Regions from separate parts of the Mus musculus genome. Here region 2 is linked to region 1. The links are chromatin contacts, found by Hi-C in ENCODE. All regions are on one chromosome and are shown on one strand. The core of a region is the stretch at or near the end of the contact, and the rest is flanking DNA. Distances in the headings are between cores, read along the strand shown. Region 1 holds the start of Coro1a (coronin, actin binding protein 1A). Region 2 holds the start of Polr2l (polymerase (RNA) II (DNA directed) polypeptide L).

The links. A loop is a pair of places that touch in the nucleus more often than their neighbours do.
Region 2: a loop to region 1 is called in a map of T-helper 17 cell, with 37 times the contacts of the local background. The contact joins the promoter of Polr2l here to the promoter of Coro1a in region 1. A Hi-C loop is called at or near these places in 4 of 37 maps with a recorded cell type or tissue (T-helper 1 cell, T-helper 17 cell and regulatory T cell).

The regions. Positions count from the first base shown.
Region 1 is chr7:126,703,372-126,706,265 of GRCm38, reverse strand. It overlaps Coro1a (coronin, actin binding protein 1A), which reads left to right and starts at 1,450. Exons shown (of 11, transcript NM_009898.3): 1 at 1,450-1,614.
Region 2 is chr7:141,473,709-141,476,408 of GRCm38, reverse strand. It overlaps Polr2l (polymerase (RNA) II (DNA directed) polypeptide L), which reads left to right and starts at 1,256. Exons shown (of 2, transcript NM_025593.1): 1 at 1,256-1,381. The coding sequence starts at 1,287. Tspan4 (tetraspanin 4) reads right to left here and starts at 1,173. Exons shown (of 8, transcript NM_053082.3): 1 at 912-1,173.

The DNA.
Region 1 (2,894 bases), core at 201-2,700:
ACTCCATTCTCAGCCCCATTACTGTTATCACTTTAGCTGGAGACTCTAGAGTCGCTGGCTACAGTCACAGAGCCTCAGGCACTATCCAACCCTGTACTGAGTAACTGCAGAACACTTCAGACTACACCTTACGCACCGCACCGTTAGCTGTGAGGTGGGCAGGACTTCTTGTTTCTCTCCTACAGAAACTGAGGTTCAGGGAGGTGGGGCCTCTTGGCCAAGATCACACGGCTAATCAGTACAACTGGAGCCCCTTCTGTTCTTTCGAACTACTTCTACCTTAAAGAAGAGTTTCTTCTGACTGGGTCTTGCTATGTAGCCCAGGCTGGCCTCCTGCCTCAGCTTCCTGACTACAGATGACTGTCAGCACACCTGTGTCCTTGAGCTTTGCTGACACTGCGCCTCAGCCCCCTACCCTTCTCCAGAGCCACTTGTGGTGTTTCCTCTTCCTCCCAGGATAGCCCAAAGCTTTGGTAAATGGCAATAATGAAAAGAACCAACATCTTTTGGGTTTTTGAAACAGGGTCTCACTATGTAGCCTTGGTCTGGAGCTTACATGTGGACCAGGCTGGCCTTGGTTTCACTGACCCTTCTGCCTCTGCCTCCGTAGTAATGGATTTACAGGTGTGGGCCACCATATCTGACTGTAAGACCCCAACACTAATTAATACCTGCCACTCTGTAGATGCAAATCCAGCTATCCTTGGAGTGACCATCTCCATACGAAGGCAGGTAAGACTGTTATAGACAGGAAACTGGGGCTGAGATTAAATTAACCTGCCCAAGGTCACTCAAATGAGTGACAGCCAGGAGTCACAACAATGGTTCCAGCAAAGGCCTTTCTTCCTCTGCCCTTGCTACCGTGACAACCCACTCCCCTCAAGGGACAGGAATGGACCACAGCCCAGCTGTGTGTGATATCAGACTTCTGTGTGTACTCAGTGGCTTTTAAACTGTGTCAGACGGACTCCCGACTCCCTCTTCTCATGGCCCGAGAGCTCTCTAGAGGGGGAGCACTACTCATTTGCCTCCATAGCCCCAGCACAGAACAGGTGCTCCATAATGCCCAGTTATTTTACTTCTTCCGGGCCTCAATGCCACGAAGCAGAGGACAAGGGTGTCCCCGCTGAAGCCCTAAATCCCTAGAAAGGAGAAATGACCCCCCCAAGGCCTCCCAGAAATCCATTTGGGGTAACGACAGGAGAGGTCCCTCCTGTAGCAGAGAAGGCTCTCAAGCTGGTTGAAGCCGTTCTAAAGCTTTCTCCGGTGCCAGGGAAAGGACCTCGAGGAGGCAGCGGGCGGCTGGGGGAGGGATGAAGGAACGGGATATTTTTGCGTTCTGACATTAAAAGAAGAGTTGATTCGCGTCAGCATCTGTTCGGGGGTTGGAGCTGACAGCATGGGGAGCGGTCCCAGTCTTGCAGCCCTGGAGCGAAGGGCCGGGCCTCCATGAGCTCCGCCCAAAGGGGCGCTACCACCCGGAGGAGGCCGGCGCACGGCCGCTGCTCATTCATTGTCTTGACAGAGCATCCTCGGTGGCCAGCCTGCAGCTCCTCCATCCTTCTCTCCTTCCTCCTCTACTTGGGAGGGGTCACGCTCAGCTCTCCGCAGCAGGTGAGGCTGGGCGCCGGGGGAGGGCTGGTCACAAGGGCCAGGCAACGCTGCCATGGGCCACCTGTGGGGCCAGCGCCAGTGTGGGGGCAGGACTGTGGGACTGTGGGGGCGGGCGAGCTGTCAGAGCCACCAGGCTGGGGACAGAGAGCCGGTTTGTGAGCCCCGCCAGGAGGATCGAGGACGAGGGAGTTCGAAGGGGCAAGTAGGTCCCAGAGTGCTCCAAGGTGAGGGCTAAGGACCATCGTGACCAAGATGGAGGTGGGCTCCTGGGAGCGGCCGTAGCTGGGCTCAGAACCTATGCCCCGGGGAGGGAGCTTCTGAAGGTGGGGGATGCAGGGTGGGGTGAGCCAAGTAGCTGCCCTGAGCTTTGAGACAGGAAGGGGTTGAGTGCAAAACAAGACTAAGTTCCCCTTTCCGTGGTTTCCGGGCTTGGTACCTGGGTGGGGGAGGAGGCCGGGTGGGGCACATCTTCCGCCCCTACCTTGGATTGGGCTTTCCTTCTCCCAAATCCAGACTGCTCACTGGGGTCTTGTGTCCCCTTCCTGTCTTGGAGACTTCACTCAGGCACTTCACCTGCTTTTATTTTTAATAGACCTGGGAGCCTCCTTGGTGATACCGGGGTGTGCGAGGACTGGAGTCCCAGCACGAAGGGGCTGAGTCCCCCATTAAGGCAGAGCAGATGGGTGAGGCTGGGGAGGTGGATAGAGGCTCTGGGCAGGATGCCTTCCACAGCGCAGCCGAGGTTCCTTTACTGAGCAGGAAGGAGGAGGGATTGGGCACAGGATAGAGGCAGCCCCTGGGCTTCACTAGCTGGCTGCCTAGCCACAGTGGGTAACCATCTTAGCGGACCTCAGGGAAGTCAGGGTGGGCCTCTCCTGAGTGTAGTTTAACGGAAGCAGAAATGGCTCAGAAGAACATCTGCTTTTTTTCTGAGCGGAGGTTAGGAGCAGAGGTCTGGGGAGATGCTGGGACCCAAGCCATTGCTGCTTCTTGTAGCCAGAAACCTGGGGAAGCCATCCTGCTACTGCATCCCTTCCTAGGCAAGCTGGCTTGCATCCCTCTGTGTGCCATCCCTGAGCTGGAAGGCCAGGGAGAAGCCCTGCCCTGCCTTTAGGAAGCTCTGTGTGAGGGATGTGGGATCTAGAAGAGTTCGATAGGAGGGAACCTATCTCCAGACTGTCTGGACCACTAGGAAGGAGGCACTGTGTCTTAGTCAAGAACCAGACCCTTGGAGCCACACCATAGCAGGCTGTTGTAGGGGCTGATGGTGCAGGATTGAG
Region 2 (2,700 bases), core at 7-2,506, about 15 Mb before region 1:
ACTGCCCCCTCTGGCCAGGGCAGGATGTTGGGGGGAGGGGACAGGACCGGGAAGTCGCCTAGCTCGTGGCTCTGCACGTGGCTCCATGGGGGATGGCAAAAGCTGCCAGGGAGGCTGTCCAGGGTGACATCGGGGGCACAACCACCAAGCTGGCCAGTGGCTCCGACCAGCCACACTCAAGACCCAGGAGACCCCTCCCGACCTCCCCTCCATCGTTTGTTTCCCAGAGGCACCTGGAAAATGTCTAGGACCCCCCAGAGCCTTCACTGTAACCAGATCTCAAACTTCCCAAGCTCTATCGAACTTCTCCAGCTTCTCACTGCAAGCTGCCTCGTTTTCCTAAGGGTAGCTCCCAACACACAAGAAGGCGGCCAAGGTGATACACTCCCCAGAAACCAGCTCCTTGCCCATTCCCTTAAGTCCTTAAGTCACGTCCAGGTGAGGCAGACCTGTGGCCACTAGCAGTCTCGCACGCAATCTCCGCGTCTGAGCCAAATATCCCGGGAAAAAGAGGTTAGAAGGTCTGTTCATAGGGTGCCTCCTCCATGACGCCTTCCCGGACCACCGCCCTGCTCCTCTCCCCAGGAAAAGACCCTTCTCAGAGGAGAGGACTGTACTGAGCGCGGGAGGCCGCCGTCGGGGCTCGGGACACCGTACCGCCGACGGTTCTGCAGCGGCCGAAGAGAAGGACGCCCCAAACTCCAAGGCCCGGACTCTGCCTGGGCACCTCGGGTAAGGGCTCCAGACCGAGACCCCTTGGAGTCCGGGCCAGGAGGCGGGAAGACCGCCTTGGCCGTGGACAGTCGGCAGCCCGCTCTCCGGCTGCGCCACCACCACTTGTTAACCACCTCTTGGCTCCAGTCGGCTTGCGATCCGGCCAGCGGGACCCCAGCCCGCTAGAACCGCCGTACCTGTGCGCGCCGCCGCACGGCGGAGCAGCTGTCAGTCAAGGCAACACGAGAAACGCGAACCGCCGGCCGCGGACCTTTCGGCCTTGCTCGGACGCCGTAGCGCCGGGATCTACCACCACAGCGGGAGGGGGGGGACCGGGATGCTGCCGCGGGCTCGGAGGCTCTCGGAGCCCCGGGTGGGCACGAGCAAGGAACACCGCCGCTTCAGGGTAATCATGGGAGCCGGGGCAGGGCTGCGGCGGGATTCAGGGAGATGCGGGGCGGGGCTCTGGATCTTACGGGGCGGAGCTAGGGCGTAATGAGCCCCGCGCTATGGGCGCGCCTGGGGCGGGCCTTGAAAAGCTACTGCCGGCAGCCTGCACGCCAGACGCCGCCATGATCATCCCGGTGCGCTGCTTCACCTGCGGGAAGATCGTCGGCAACAAATGGGAAGCCTACCTGGGTCTGCTGCAGGCCGAGTACACGGAGGGGTGAGACGGCGGGCCGCGGGGGATGGGACAGGACGGGAAGGCTGGACTGGGGGCATGAAGTCGAGGGGCAATGGGGAGGGTTCTGCGGCGGACCGGGAGTGAAATTGAGGTGTCCTGGGCCGGGGGTAGATAAGATTTCCTATGGAGAATTGGCAGGGCAGGGGTTGTGGGGTCTAGTGAGAAGACTGGATGTCCTCCAGCCCAGACCTGTGATGTATTCCCAGAAGAGTGAGTCTTTAGTTTGTTTTCGAGGCAGGATTTCGGTGGCTGACCTGAATTCTCTATGTAAAGCAGTCTGGTCTGAAACACTTCGAAATCCTGCCTGTCTCCTGGATGTTGGGATTAAAGGCGTGCAATATCACGCCCAGGCTCTCAGAAGTTTGGAAGGTGGTTTTCTTCAAGTTGCTGGCCTTTGGGAAACTTCTAAGCATCCTTCCCGTGGGTGACACCTCAAGTCTCTTCCCTGTCGACCTACTCTCTATCCTCTATCTGCTTTCCGACCTACCCCTTATGTACTTCGAACCTCGTGGGCCCTTTAAAATGCAGGACAGGCTTTGTGGGCATCGTCTTGTGCTCACTACTATGACTGTCCCCCAAAATAGACCTCTGGCCACCATGTCAACACCAAGGGGTTCTCTTTCTCTGCACAAGCCATAAGTCAGTGGGGCTTAATGAGCAGCTATTAGATCAGCTCTGATGAGTAGCTGCTAGCCTTCTGGGACCCTCTTTCACTTGGGCAGGAACCTCTCAAGCTGTCTAGGTCCCAGAGAAATTAAATCTAGTGTGAGTTCAAAGCCTGTGGGGTAGCAACAACCAGTTCATGGCGTTTAGTCAGAGTCCACCTGTGGGGCCTGGAATTGTACTCCTTGATGAGGGGATATTGGTCTCCTAAGCTTTCCCAAATAACCCTGGAAGCCCATAACCCTGGGTACAAGAGACAAACGCAGAGATACAGGGGGTTAGAGAGATGGCCCAACTGTTTTTTTTGTTGTTGTTTTGTTTTTCAAGACAGGGTTTCTCTGTGTAGCCCTGGCTGTCCTGAAACTCACTTTGTAGCTCAGGCCGGCCTCGAACTCAGAAATTCACCTGCCTCTGCCTCTACCTCCCAAGTGCTTGGGATTAAAGGTGTGCACCACCACACCCAGCTAGATGGCTCAACTGTTAAGAGCACTGGCTGTTTTGTGTGTTTGGTTGTTTGATTGTTTTTTAAGAGGACTCAGGTTCCGTTCCTTGAAGCAACATGGTATCTCGCAAGTGTCCGTAACTCCTTTGGGCTTTGGGAGCATCAGGCACCCATACACATAAAACGAAATTTTAAA